Linked DNA regions of Homo sapiens: regions 1 and 2 are each linked to region 3. A link is a contact called in ENCODE Hi-C or POLR2A ChIA-PET data. All regions are on one chromosome and are shown on one strand. The core of a region is the stretch at or near the end of the contact, and the rest is flanking DNA. Distances in the headings are between cores, read along the strand shown. Region 1 holds the start of ZNF738 (zinc finger protein 738). Region 2 holds the start of ZNF257 (zinc finger protein 257). Region 3 holds the start of ZNF100 (zinc finger protein 100).

The links. A loop is a pair of places that touch in the nucleus more often than their neighbours do. ChIA-PET counts read pairs that join two places held with the same protein, here RNA polymerase II (POLR2A). Pooled maps may share reads with other maps.
Region 1: a loop to region 3 is called in a map of endothelial cell of umbilical vein, with 13 times the contacts of the local background. The contact joins the promoter of ZNF738 here to the promoter of ZNF100 in region 3. A Hi-C loop is called at or near these places in 2 of 168 maps with a recorded cell type or tissue (CD4-positive, alpha-beta T cell and endothelial cell of umbilical vein), 4 of 37 single-sample maps with no recorded cell type and 10 of 50 pooled maps. POLR2A ChIA-PET finds 5 or more read pairs at or near these places in 5 of 52 experiments (H1, MCF 10A, WTC11 and 1 more).
Region 2: a map of CD4-positive, alpha-beta T cell shows a loop between it and region 3 (12-fold over the local background). The contact joins the promoter of ZNF257 here to the promoter of ZNF100 in region 3. A Hi-C loop is called at or near these places in 2 of 168 maps with a recorded cell type or tissue (CD4-positive, alpha-beta T cell and CD4-positive, alpha-beta memory T cell), 1 of 37 single-sample maps with no recorded cell type and 12 of 50 pooled maps. POLR2A ChIA-PET finds 5 or more read pairs at or near these places in 8 of 52 experiments (CD4-positive, alpha-beta T cell, CD4-positive, alpha-beta memory T cell, activated CD4-positive, alpha-beta T cell and 4 more).

What each region holds. Positions count from the first base shown.
Region 1 is chr19:21,356,558-21,361,180 of GRCh38, reverse strand. It overlaps ZNF738 (zinc finger protein 738), which reads right to left and starts at 2,181. Exons shown (of 5, transcript NM_001355237.2): 1 at 2,038-2,181. The coding sequence starts at 2,040. RefSeq lists enhancers at 1,820-2,119, 2,911-3,468.
Region 2 is chr19:22,050,514-22,055,118 of GRCh38, reverse strand. It overlaps ZNF257 (zinc finger protein 257), which reads right to left and starts at 2,635. Exons shown (of 4, transcript NM_033468.4): 1 at 2,484-2,635. The coding sequence starts at 2,486.
Region 3 is chr19:21,764,483-21,769,157 of GRCh38, reverse strand. It overlaps ZNF100 (zinc finger protein 100), which reads left to right and starts at 1,579. Exons shown (of 5, transcript NM_173531.4): 1 at 1,579-1,731; 2 at 3,372-3,464. The coding sequence starts at 1,729. RefSeq lists a silencer at 1,415-1,592.

The sequences.
Region 1 (4,623 bases), core at 932-3,431, 410 kb after region 3:
GGGCAACAAGAGCAAAACTCCGTCTCAAAACAAAAAACAAACAAAAAAACCCCCAAAACACCATTTATGCAGGGCGCAGTGGCTCACGCCTGTAATCCCAGCACTTCGGGAGGCCAAGGCGGGCGGATCACCTGAGGTCGGGAGTTCATGACCAGCCTGACCAACATGGAGAAACCCTATCTCTTCTAAAAATACAAAATCAGCTGGGCGTGGTGGTGCATGCCTGTAAACCCAGCTACTTGGGAGGCTGAGGCATGAGAACCTCGTGAACCCGGAGGCGGAGGTTGTGGTGAGCCGAGAATGTGCCTTTGCAACAAGAGTGAAACTCCGTCTCAAAAAAAAAAGAAAAGAAAAAAGCACCATTTAATGCCTTGCCAAAAAATAATTAATTAAAATACGGTATAAAAAAGTACACTACAAAATAAGTGGCCAGGCCCGGTGGCTCACGCCTGTAATTCCAGCACTTTGGCAAGCTGATGCGGGCGGATCACCTGAGGTCAGGAGTTCGAGACCAGCCTGGCCAGCATGGTGAAACCCCCGTCTTTACAAAAACACAAAAATTAGCCAGGTATGATGGCGCGCACCTGTAATCCCAGCTACTAAGGAGGCTGAAGTGGGAGAATTGTTTAAAACCGGGAGGCGGAGGTTGAGGTGAGCCGAGATCGCGCCATTGCACTCCAGCCTGGGAGACAGAGCGAGACTCCATCTCAAAAACAAAACAAAACAAACAAAAAAACACAAATACGTGATAATGTGAATTAGGGAGGAAAAGCTGGCATTTGGGAACCCCAGAAGAAATTGGAAATTTAGTATCTTACTGCAAGCAAGAATGAGGTTGGAGTAATGAGGGATGGGGGTTAGACTTAAGACCCTGATTGGGACCCAGGTGAAAAATGCAGCAGAAAATCAGTTCCCTGTGGAGTGTGAAAATAATTAAGTGGCAGGCAATTAGACTGAGGTTTCTCTAGTCCCTGGGTTCCTACTTCAATTTAAAAAATCTAACTCAGGCGCATTATTTTTAATTACTAAATTCAGAGAAACAAAATTGAGGCTTCACCTACTATAAACTGCCAATTGAGCTCCGATTACATAACCAGGAAATTTTCACCTTTAATGTACAAATTAAAAAACCACGTAACTGTACCTAACCAATTACTAAATTTGGTTTTCTTCATCATGCATTTTACAAAAGACTTTCTTTCAAGCCTCTCCCATAGACCACAAACTAAAAACCACAGCTTGGTGCTCTACAATTCTAGAACCACTTTTTGATTAAATTATTTAATAAGTTAATTTTTTTTTTGAGACAAGAGTCTCGCTCTGTCGCCCAGGCTGGAGTGCAGTGGCACGATCTCGGCTCACTGCAAGCTCTGCCTCCTGGGTTCACGCCATTCTCCTGCCTCAGCCTCCTGAGTAGCTGGGACTACAGGCGCCCGCCACCACGCCCGGCTCATTTTTTGTATTTTTAGTAGAGACGGGGTTTCACCGTGTTAGCCAGGATGGTCTTGATCTCCTGACCTCTGATCCGCCCACCTCGGCCTTCCAAAGTGCTGGGATTACAGGCGTGAGCCACCGCGCCCAGCCTAGAACCACTCTTTGATTAAATTCTTTTAATATTTTTGCAGTGACTCCCATTAACTTTTAATAGGAGATAATAGGAACTGGGAACCCCACGGAACAAACCTCTTCCCATTCATGAACCCGCACCCCAAGTCAGGATTCTCCCCTGACGACCCTCCCACGGTCCCTGCACAATCCGGTAGAGAAGCGGCGCTGCGGGTGCAGAGATTCCCCAGAGAGGGCTCCAGGCAAGGGCACAGTCACTATGCAGGGAAGAGACAGGACGCCCGGGGGCCGGGCTGTCGGCGCAACCGCCATCTTATGGCTGAAGGCGACTGAGGCCGAGCTGGGCAAGGAGAACTCGGGGCGCAGATTGTAGAGCTGACTGCGGGGAGGCCTGAGTCTCGCCACAGCCACTTCCCACCGGTTCCAACCAGCCCTTCCCCTCTCTCGGGATGTTGGACCCCGCACTCTCACCATTTCTAGGCTTCCAGGGTGTCCCGGCGTCTTAGCTGTGGATTCCCAATACCTGCAGGTCACAGGACCAGAGGCTGGGCCTCTAGGAGCAGAGGACACAGAGCAGTGAAGACGAGACCCGGAGTTCCAGCGGCAGCCAAAGACAAAGAAGCGGACAAATCCCGCCACATCCCGGAAGCCGTCCTCTCCGCTCAAGCTGCGTGCCTGATTGGACAGTTCCCAGCCCAGCGTCGCTGATTGGATAACGTTTAAAACCCCACCCTCTCAGGCCCTGACTGACAGAAGATGTAATTAGATGCTGGGCTGAATGAAGAAAGAGTGACCGCCTAGGCTGCAGCCTTTTCAGGCAGGGCTTCCTCCTTGAGCTGAGATAGGCCCACCCCAAAGGGTATTTGCATTCAACCTTGCGTATAAGGTCATATGCATTTGTAAATACTATATCATATGGCTATACATAAATGAAAAGGATATAATAACAAATGTTTTAAAATTTCAGGGTTTTTTTACTTTCCTGGCTTACGGTCCTTTGAGCAGGCAGCCTGAGATTTTAAAAAGGAGGTAATCCTCTGAAATAAAATGTGAGCCACGTGAATTTTGAATTTTCTGGTAGCCAAACTAGAAAATTAAAAAGAAACAAGGGGCCAGGCATGGTGGCTCACGCCTGTAATCCTAGGACTTTAGGAGTACAAGGCGGGCAGATCAAGAGGTCAGGAGTTTGAGACCAGCCTGGCTAACATGGTGAAACCACGTCTCTACTAAAAATACAAAAATTAGCCGGGCGTGGTGGTGGACATCTGTAATCCCAGCTACGCAGGAGGCTGAGGCAGGAGAATTGCTTGAACCCGGGAGGCGGAGGAGGTTGCAGTGAGCAGAGATCGCGCCACTGCACTCCAGCCTGGGCGGACAGAGCGAGACTCCGTTTTGGGGGGTGAAAAATATAAAGAAACAAGAGGCCACGCGCAGTGGCTCACGCCTGTAATCCCAGCACTTTGGGAGGCCGAGGCTGGTGGATCACGAGATCAAGTGATTGAGACCCTCCTGGCAATATGGCTAAACCCTGTCTCTACTGAAAAAAATATAAAAATTAGCCAGGCGTGGTGGCGCATGCCTGTAATCCCAGCTACTGGGGAGGCTGAGGCAGGAGAATCGCTTGAACCCGGGAGGCAGAGGTTGCAGTGAGCCGAGATTGCGCCACTGCACTCCAGCCTAGTGACAGACTGCAACAACAGCAACAACAACAACAACAATAACAAGGAACAGGTTGAATTGATTGTAACAATGTAATTAACCTAATATATACAAAATATCATTTTAATGTGTGAGGAATATGTAATTATTAATGAAGTATATAAATATTTGCAACTAAATTTTTGAAAATAACTCTGTGTTTTACCTTTCTAGCATATCGCGGTTCAGACCAAGCACATTCCAGGCACCCAGGAGCCACACATGGCAGCTCTGATGTCAATGGTGTGAAGGGCCAGAGGGGAAGGAAGGGCCTCTCCCTACTAACATCTATCTTCAGTTCTGAGGTTGGAACAGATAGTGGCCATAGAAAGAGCTGAGGGCAGCAGAAATAAAATAACCACAGGTAAACCACTGCTTACCACCTGTTGCCCACCTTTCTTTTAGAGATTAGGCTGTGAACATAGGATGATGGAGCTTAGGAGAAAAAAACTCTGTGTCTTCAGTTCTGCCCACATTCTTGGACTCCAGTGTTTAGATACAGAGAAAATAGATTAAAGGCAAACTTATTTTGCTATTTGGCCTTGACCCTAATTGCGAGGCTGTGGTTATCTGTTTTCTCCTGTGGTGTGGGGACTGTGCGAATATAAACACCAATCACATGCATACATGTCTCCCAGTATTTCTGCATTACCCAACATTCTCTTTCAAGACATCCAACTTTAAATTAGGGGAAGAAATCAGTACCTAGAGGGTGCCCACTGTTAGAAGGCAACAAGTAATCAACCTGTCACTGAATCCTGGCATCCTATCTGCACTGGTGCATGTATTAGTTAGCTATTGCAGCATAACAAATCATCCAAAACTTACTAGTTTATAATTAAGATGATCAGCCATTTAGGCTGGGTGAGTGGGGCCGTTCTTCTGGTATCAGCTGAGCTCTTTCAGACTGGTATCATCAGCTGCTTGTTGACTAGCCAGCTGTACTTCTGGGGGTGATCTTCTGCTTCTGGGGCTCAACAGGGGCACCTTGCTTCTCCTCCTCATGGTATCTTATTTTTAAGCTTGCTAACATGGGCTTTATTCATGGAGATTGCAGCATTCTGAACAAAAAACAGAAGTATTCAAGACCATTTGAGCCTGGGCCCCAAACTAGCCCACTGTCATGTTCACAAGTTTCTACTGCCCTGAGCAAATAAGGCCAGCCAGATCTAGGGTTTAGAAGACAGATTCTGGATCTTGATGGAAACAGCTGTAAAAGCACCTGACAATGGGCATAGATACAAGAGGGCAGAAAAATTGCTGCCATTTTGCAATCAGTATCAGTCTACCTTTTTTGCATATGTGGTATATAGAGCTTCTCCACATCAACAAACATGTCCAAAGACCCACGAGTACTAA
Region 2 (4,605 bases), core at 1,386-3,885, 280 kb before region 3:
GTTTTTTACCAGCATCTGATTGGCTTAACAGCAATGTGTCTCTAAGAAATGGAAGCTGAGTTGGGTGAAGACAATCTTAATATCTTCGAAAAAGAAATACAACAGGAGACTCCTCTCAGCCCTGGGGCAGCCACCTTCTTTCTTAATAGGCTACACTCCATAACTCAGGTTGTGCTATAAGAAGAAAAAAAAAAAAAAAAAAAAGACCCAGTAGCTGATATCCACTAGATACTCTAGCAGATATAGCCATGGTGGGTATCTTGGTTTATCCCCAGGAAATACTGAAGCCCAAGACCAAGAACAAAACTAAAGGGTGGGTGAAGACATCTCACCTCACAGCTTCCAAAGGGAAACTTTGACCCAAAAACATTCTGATAAGATCTCTGTGCCTATACAAGATAAAAGCAAAGAGGAACAAAATTTTTTTTACACTACAGTGTCAGGGAATTATACTTTGCTTTCTTCCCATGGAAAGTATTTACAAACAGAAAACAAATCTTTTTAAAGTGCCATCCAATGCTTTGTCAAAAAATGATTAAAATATGGTATAAAAAATGTAAACTAAAGGATGAATAATTGATAATGTGAATTAGGGAAAACTGGCATTTGGGAATGTCAGAAGAAACTGAAAATTTAGTATTTTATTATTTACTATTTTTGCAATCCAGAGTTAGGCTGAAGAAATGATGAAGGGGGAGGAGGGTAAAACTTGAGACTCTGCTTGGGACACATGTAAAAAATTCAGCGGAAAAGGCCGGACGCGGCTCACTCCTGTAATCCCAGCACTTTGGGAGGCCAAGGCAGGCGGATCACCTGAGGTTAGGAGTTCGAGACCAGCCTAGCCCACATGAAACCTCATCTCTACTAAAAATACAATAACTAGCCAGGTGTGGTGGTGGGTGCCTGTAATCCCAGCTACTCCGGAGGATGAGACAGGAGAATAGCTTGAACCTGGGAGGCGGAGGTTGCAATGAGCAGAAATCTCGCCCCTGCACTCCAGCCTGGGTGACAGAGTGAAACTCCTTCTTAAAAAAAAAAAAAAAGAAAAACAAATCAGCGGAAAATTAGTCCCCTGTGGCTTGTGAAAATAATTAAGTGGCAGGCAACTAGACTGAGGTGGCTCTAGTCCCTGGATTTCTACTTTAAAGAAATTTAACTCAAATGCATGGTTTTTGTTTTGTTTTGTTTTTTTTGAGATGGAGTTTCACTCTTGTTGCCCAGGCTGGAGTGCAATGGCACAATCTCGGCTCACTGCAACCTCCACCTCCTGGGTTCAAGCGATTCTCCTGCCTCAGCCTCCGGAGTAGCTGGGATTACAGGCATGCACTACCACGCCCCGCTAATTTTGTATTGTTAGTAGAGGCGGAGTTTCTCCATGTTGGTAAGGCTGGTCTCGAACTCCCGACCTCAAGTGATCCGCCCGCCTGGGCCTCCCAAAGTGCTCGGATTACAAGCGTGAGCCACAGCGCCGGCCTCAAACGCATGTTTTTATAAATTACTAAATTGGGGGAAACAAAATTGAGGCGTAGCCAACTATACACTACCATTTAACCTCTGATTACATAACAAGGAAATGTCCACCTTGATAGTACAAATTAACAAACTATGTAACTGCATCTAACCAATTACTGAATTTGGTTTTCTTTATCTCATGTTATTAAAGTCTTCTCTTCAAGCCCCTGCTATGGACGACAAATGACAAACCATAGCTGGGTACTTTACAATTTTTTTTTTTTTTTTTTTTTTTTTTTTGAGACGGAGTCTCGCTCTGTCTTCAGGCTGGAGTGCAGTGGCGCCATCTCGGCTCACTGCAACCTCTGACTTCCTGGTTCAAGCGATTCTCCTGCCTCAGCCTCCTGAGTAGCTGGGATTATAGGCACATGCCACCACGCCCGCTAATTTTTGTATTTTTAGTAGAGGCGGGGTTTCACCATATTGGCCAGAATGGTCTCAATCTCCTGACCTCGTGATCCGCCTGCCTCGGCCTCCCAAAGTGCTGGGATTACAGGCGTGTGCCACCGCGCCCGGATTTTTGAATCACTCTTTAATTAAATTCTTTAATATTTTTGCGGTGACTTCTGTATATTTTTAATAAGAGAAAAGAGAGACTCAGAACCCCACAGACCAAAGCTCTTCCCATTCATGAACCCCGCACCCCGAGTCAGGATTCTCCCCTGACGACTCTCCTGTGGTCCCTGCACAACCTGGGGAGACTCGGCGCTGCGGGTGCAGAGCTGCCGAGAGAGGGATCCAGGCCAGGGCACAGTCACTGCGCAGGGAAGAGACAGGACGCCCGGGGTCCCGGCTGTCAGCGCAGCCGCCATCTTATGGCTGAGGGGGACCGAGGCCGAGCTGGCCAAGGAAAACTCGGGCGCAGATGGTAGGGCTGACTGCAAGGAGGCCTGAGTCCCGCCACAGCGACTTCCCACAGGTTCCAACCACCCCCTTCCCCTCTCCCAGGATGTCGGACCCAGCACTCTCACCATTTCTAGGCTTCCAGGAGGACCTGGCGTCTTAGCTGGGGATCTCCCAATACCTGCAGGTCACAGGGCCACAGAGGCTGGGCCCCTAGGAGAAGAGGACACAGACCAGGGAAGACGAGACCTGCAGCTCGGGCTAGAGCGAGAGACAAAGTACCCGCCAAACCCGGAAGCCACCCTGTCCGCTCCAGCTTCGTGTCTGATTGGACGGTTTCCAGCCCAGCGTCCCTGACTGGATAACGTTTAAGGCCTCGCCCCTTTAGGCCCTGAGTGACAGGAGACGTGATCAGATGCTCGGCTGAATGAAGAAAGAGTGAAAGCCTAAGCTCCAGCCTTTTCAGGCAGGTTTTCCTCCCTGAGCTGAGCCAGGCCCAACCCAAAGGTATTTGCATTTAACCTTGTGTGTAAGGTCATATGCGTTTATACATAATACATAATATGGCCGGGCGCGGTGGCTCACGCCTGTAGTCCCAGCTACTCCGGAGGCTGAGGCAGGAGAATCGCTTGAACCCAGGAGGCGGAGATTGCAGTAAGCCGAGATCGCGCCACTGCACTCCAGCCTGGGCCACAGAGTGAGACTCTGTCTCAAAAAAAAAAAGAAAAGAAAAAAATACACTATATTGTTATTCACAAACAAAAATAATCTAATAACAACTATTTTAAAATTTCAGCTTTCCTGACCTTCCTGGCTTCTGGTTTTTTGATCAGGCAGCCTGAGATTTTAAGAAGGAGGCAATCATGGCCGGGTGCGGTGGCTCACGCCTGTAATCCCAGCACTTTGGGAGGCCGAGGCCGGCGGATCACCTGAGGTCAGGAGTTGGAGACCAGCCTGACCAATACGATGAAACTCCGTCTCTACTAAAAATACAAAAATTAGCGGGGCATGGTGGCGGGTGCCTGTAATCCCAGCTACTGGGGAGGCCGAGACAGGTGAACCCGGGAGGCAGGAGTTGCAGTGAGCCGAGATCGCTTTGAACTCCAGCCTGGGCACCAAAAGCGAAACTAAGCTCCGTCAAAAAAAAAAAAAAAAAAAGGAGGCAATCTTCTGAAATAGAATGTGAGCCAAATGTGAATTTTAAATTTTCTAGTAGCCAAACTTTAAAAAGAAAGAAGAAATAGGTCAAACTGATTGTAACAATTTCAGTAACCCAATATATCCAAAATATTACTATATGAGCAATGTGTAATTATTAATGTAGCATGTATATAGTTAGAACTATATCATTGGAACTAAGTCTGTTTTTTTTTGTTTTTTTTGTTTTTTTTTTTTTATTTTTTTTTGAGATGGAGTTTCGCTTTTGTTGCCCAGGCTGGAGTGCAATGGCACAAAGTGTGTTCTCTGCCTCCTGGGTTCAAGTGAGTCTCCTGCCTCGGCCTCCTGAGTAGCTGGGATTACAGGCATCTGCCACCATGCCCGGCTAATTTTTGTATTTTTAGTAGAGACGGGGTTTCTCCATGTTGGTCAGGCTGGTCTGGAACTCCCGACCTCAAGTGATCCACCTGCCTCGGCCTCCCAAAGTGCTGGGATTACAGGCGTGAGCCACCGCACACAGGCTACTAAGTCTGTTTTTTGCCTTTCCAGCACATCACAGTGTAGACCCAGCCACATTCCAGGCACTCAGGAGCCACACGTGAAGTGCAGCTCTGATGTTGGGTGGGTAAAGGGCCTGAATAAATTTATTCTGCCAGTGTGAAGGAAGGGCCTCTTCCTAACAACATCTCTCTTCAGTTTGGAGGATGGAAAAGATGGCGGCCATAGAAAGAGCAGAGGGCAGCAGGAATAAATTAACCACAAGTAGACAACTGCTGGCCACCTTTGGCCCACCTTCCTTCCAGAGATCAGAAAGGGAGCAAAGGATGATAGGTCCGGAGGAGAAGAAAACTCTAAGTCTTCATATCTGTGCATACTCTTGACCTGCAGTGTTTATATAGAGAGAAAATAGATTAAATGCAAACATATTTTGCTATTTGGCCTTGAACCTAATCATCGGGCCTCCTGGATTGAAGTGATTCTCGTGCCTCAGCCTCCGGAATAGCTGGGATTACAGGCGTGTACCACCATGCTCAGCTAATTTTTTTGTATTTTTAGTAGAGATGGGGTTTTGCCATGTAAGCCAGGCTGGTC
Region 3 (4,675 bases), core at 330-2,829:
TGGTATTGACTGCTTCTCTTTTTCTTTTAGAATGCTGCCATCTCCATGAATAATGCCCATGTTAGCCAGCTGGAAAATAAGATACCATGAAGAGGAGAAGCAAGGTGCCCCTGTTGACAGACCCAGGAGCAGAAGCTCACCCCCAGATGCACAGCTGTCTAGTCAAAAAGCAGGTGATGATACATGTCTGAAGGAGCTCAGCTGAGACCAGAAGAATGGCCCCACTCAGCTCGGCCTAAATGGCCAACCATTTCAATTATAAACTAATAAGTTTTGGATGATTTGTTATGCCTCAATAGCTAACTAATACATGCACCCAGTACAGATAAGTTGCCAGGATTCAGTGACAGGTTGACTAAGAGTTGGCTTCTAACAGTGGACACCCTCTAGGTACTGATTTCTTCCCCTGATTTAAAGTTCGATGTTTTGTAAGAGAATTTTGGGTAATGCAGAAATACCTGTAGACATGTATGCGTGTGATTGGTGCTTAGACTCACATAGTCCCCCACACCACAGGAGAAAACAGATAAACACAGCCTGATTGTTAGGGCCAAGACCATATAGCAAACTATGTTTGTTTTTAATCTATTTTCTCCATCTCTAAATACTGGAGTTCAAGTGTGTGGACAGAACTGAAGACATAGTTGTTTTTTCTCCTGTGGCCCCATCATCCTTTGTTCACTATCTGGTCTCTAAAAGAAAGGTGGGCAACAGGTGGCCAGCAGTTGTTTATTACCTGTGGCTATTTTATTCCTACTGCCCTCAGCTCTTTCTATGGGAACTATCTGGTCCACCCTAGGAACCAAAGAGAGATGTTTGTAGGGAGAGTCTCTTCTTTCACTCTCGCAGGAAAGAGATGTTCAGGCCCTTCACACCGCTGACATCAGAGCTGCACTTCAATGTGACAGCTATTGTCCATGTGTGGCTACTGGGTTCCCACAATGTGCCTGGTCTGAAATGCGATATGCTAGAAAGGTAAAATACAAAGTCAGCTTCAAAGATTTAGTTCCAAATATTTATATATTTTATCAATAATTACATATTTCTCACACATTAAAATGATAATATTTTGAATATAATGGGTGAATTACATTGTTAACAATCAGTTCAACTTGTTTCTTTTTAAAGTTTGGCTACTAGAAAATTTCAAATCCACATGTGGCTGACATTCATTTTAGATGATTTTCTCTTTTCTAAAATCTCAGGCTGCCTGCTCAAAGGGCCAGAAGCCAGGAAGGTCATAAAAGCTGAAATTTTAAAATAATTGTTATATTCTTTTCACTTGTGTATAGCTATATAATGTATTATTTATTTATACATATGACCTTATACACAAATTTAAAGGCAAATACTCTCTGGGATGGGCCTAGCTCAGCTGAGGGAGGAAGCCCTGTCAGAAGAGGGGGCAGTCTAGGCTGTCACTCTTTCTTCATTGAACCCGCATCTGATCACATCTTCTGTCACTCAAAGCCTGACAGGGCGGGGATTTAAGCATTATCCAACCAGGGACGCTGGGCTGGAAACCGTCCAATCAGGCATGCAGCTGGAGCGGACTGGACGGCTTCCGGGTTTGGCGGGGTCTTTGTCTCTCGCTGTAGCCGGAGCTCCAGGTTTTGCTCTCACTTCTCTGTGTCTTCTGCTCCTAGGGGCCTAGCCTGTGTGGCCCTCTGACCTGCAGATATTGGGAGATCCACAGCTAAGACGCCAGGACCCCCTAGAAGCCTAGAAATGGTGAGAGTGCCCGGTCCGACATCCCGAGAGACGGCGAAAGGGCTGGTTGGAACTGGTGGGAAGTAGCTGTGGCGGGACTCAGGCCTCTCCGCAGTCAGCTTCACAATCTGCGCCTTGCCCAGCTCGGCCTCCGTCCCCTTCGGCCATAAGATGGCGGCTGCGCTGACAGCCAGGACCCCAGGCGTCCTTTCTCTTCCCTGCGTAGTGACTGTGCCTTGGCCTGGAGCCCTCTCTTGGCAGCTCTGCACCCGCAGCGCCGCGTCTCTCTCAGATTGTGCAGGGACCACGGGAGGGTCGTCAGGGGAAAATCCTGACTCGGGGTGCGGGTTCATGAATGGGAAGATCTTTGGTCCGTGGCTTTCCCAGTTCCTCTTTTCTCCTATTAAAAATGTATGGGAGTCACTGCACAAATATTAACGATTTTTTTGTTTGTTTGAGACGGAGTCGCTCTGTCGCCCAGGCTAGGGTTTAGTGGCGCGATCTCCCCTCACTGCAACCTCCGCCTCCCGGGTTCTGGAGATTCTCCTGGCTCAGCCTCCCGAGTAACTGGGATTACAGGCGCCTGTCACTGGGCCGGCCTTATTTTTTTGTATTTTTAGTTGGGACGGGGTTTCACCTCGTTGGCCAGGCTGGTCTTGAACTCCTGACCTCGTGATCCGCCCGCCTTGGCCTCCTAAAGTGCTGGGATTACAGGCGTGAGCCACCGCGCCTGGCCTAAAGAATTTAATCAAACAGTGATTCAAGAATCATAGAGTATCCAGCTATGGTTTGTAGTTTGTTGTCTATGGGAGAGGCTTGAAGGAAAGTCATTTATAAAATGTATGATGAAGAAAACTAAATTTAGTAATTGGTTACAGTAACGTAGTTTCTTGATTTGTACAATACAGGTGAAGATTTCCTGGTTGTGTAATCAGAGGTTAATTAACAGTTTATAGTTGTTTAAGCCTACATTTTCTCTGAATGTAGTAATTAAAAAAAAAATGCACCTGAGTTAGATTTTTTTTTTTTTTAAGTAGGAACCCAGGGACTAGAGACACCTCAGTGGAATTGCCTGTCTCTTAATTATTTTCACACTCCACGGGGAACTGATTTTCTGCTGCATTTTTCACCTGTGTCCCAAGCAGGTTGTTAAGTCTAACCCCCGTCCCCCATTTCTCCAGCCTCACTCTGGCTTGCAGTAAGATACTAAATTTCCAATTTCTTCTGGCGTTCCCAAATGTCAACTTTTCCTTCCTAATTCACATTATCACCTATTTGTCCTTTAGTGTACTTGTTTATACCATATTTTAATTAATTGTTTTTGACAAAGCATTAAATGGCGCTTTTAAGAAGATGTGTTATCCGCTTGTAAATATTTCCCACGAAAAGGAAACAAAGACTAATCCTCTGACACTGTATTGTAGAAAATCTCTGTGTCTCTTTTCCTTTTACCTTCTCTAGGCACAGAGATTTATCAGAATGTTTTTGGGTCAAGGTTTTGATTTGGAAAAATCTATGGGGTGATGTGTCCTCAGCCACCCTTTAGTTTTTTCCTGGTCCTGGGTTTCAGTACTATCTGTGGATAAACCGAGATATCCGCCATGGTTCTGTCAGCTAAAGTGCCTAGTGAATGTCAGCTTCTGGTTTATTTTCTCCCGTAGGATGACCCGAGGTATGGAATGTGTCCTCTCAAGGGAGCAAGTGGATGCCCTGGGGCTGAGAGGAGTCTTCTGGTGCAGTCTTATTTTGAAAAGGTAACCCCTTGAGACATTAAAATTGTCTTCACCCAACCCAGCTTTCATTTCTTGGAGACACGTTGCTGGTCAGCCAATCAGATGCTGGTATTGAGGGGAAACACAAAAATAATTTCTGCTCCCTGGATCATCTAAGGGGGGCAGAAAAATAGTGAAATAAATATAAAGAAAAATATTGGAAAAAAAAGTGAAAATTTTGTTACCAAAAAGTATTCCAAAAGACAAACAACAACAGAACTGACCCCAGTGAGATGGTGTAAGAGCTTGCAAAGTAAAATGCACCTGGGGCAGTCACTGGGGCATAATGCAGTGTCTTCTGAGTGGGTGGTTCTTGAGCACATAAGTGAGCAGGAGTGGGTGGAAGAATCTCTCCAGTGATTGAATGACCTGACTTGAAACATGAGTCAGACACATCTGTTATTTAATCAGCACTGCCACTACCTGGGTTTGTCACCTTGAAGATATTTGTCACTTATTTTGACCTCAGTTTTTTAGCTGTAAATTGCATTATATTAGTAGGGCTTGAAAGGTAGAAAAATATTTACAAAGGTCATGAAAGAGGTGGGTTTCAGAAAAAAATGTCTGATCATGTATTTCATTTGTCAAAAATTTGTTAAAAATTCTCATTTACTGTTTTTCCCAGAGTGAGTTAGGAATTTTCTCAGGTGTGTTTTTTTTATGGCTGAGTGATTTCAAACAGAATTTCAAGGCTTAGCTTTTAGAATGCTCCCAGGCAAAATCTCTCAATTTTAGTTTTGGAAAATGAATACATTTCCACAAGAAAATGTGGTGGATAATTGGTGAGTTACATAGATTCATTAAAACATCAGTTTCTTTTTTTTCAGGGTAAATTTGTGACAGTGAATATCTGTGTTCAGATCCTGTTACATTGATTTTTGAGTTTTATGCTAAATTTTATGAGATGAAACTCGGTACTGTTTAGAAGTGCTCCCATATGACTCATTGTTTACAAAATAATTTTAAATGGAATTAATAAAGTAATACGTTTATTGTCTGAAAGAAATAGATACTTTTGCTTTTTTTTTTTTTTCCCCACACGGAGTCTGGTTCTGTCACCCAGGCTGGAGGGCAATGGCACCATCTTGGCTCACTGCAACCTCCGCCTCCCGGGTTCAAGTGATTCTCCTGCCTCAGCCTCCTGAGTAGCTGCGATTAGAGGCGCACCACTATGCCCGGCTAATTTTTGTACT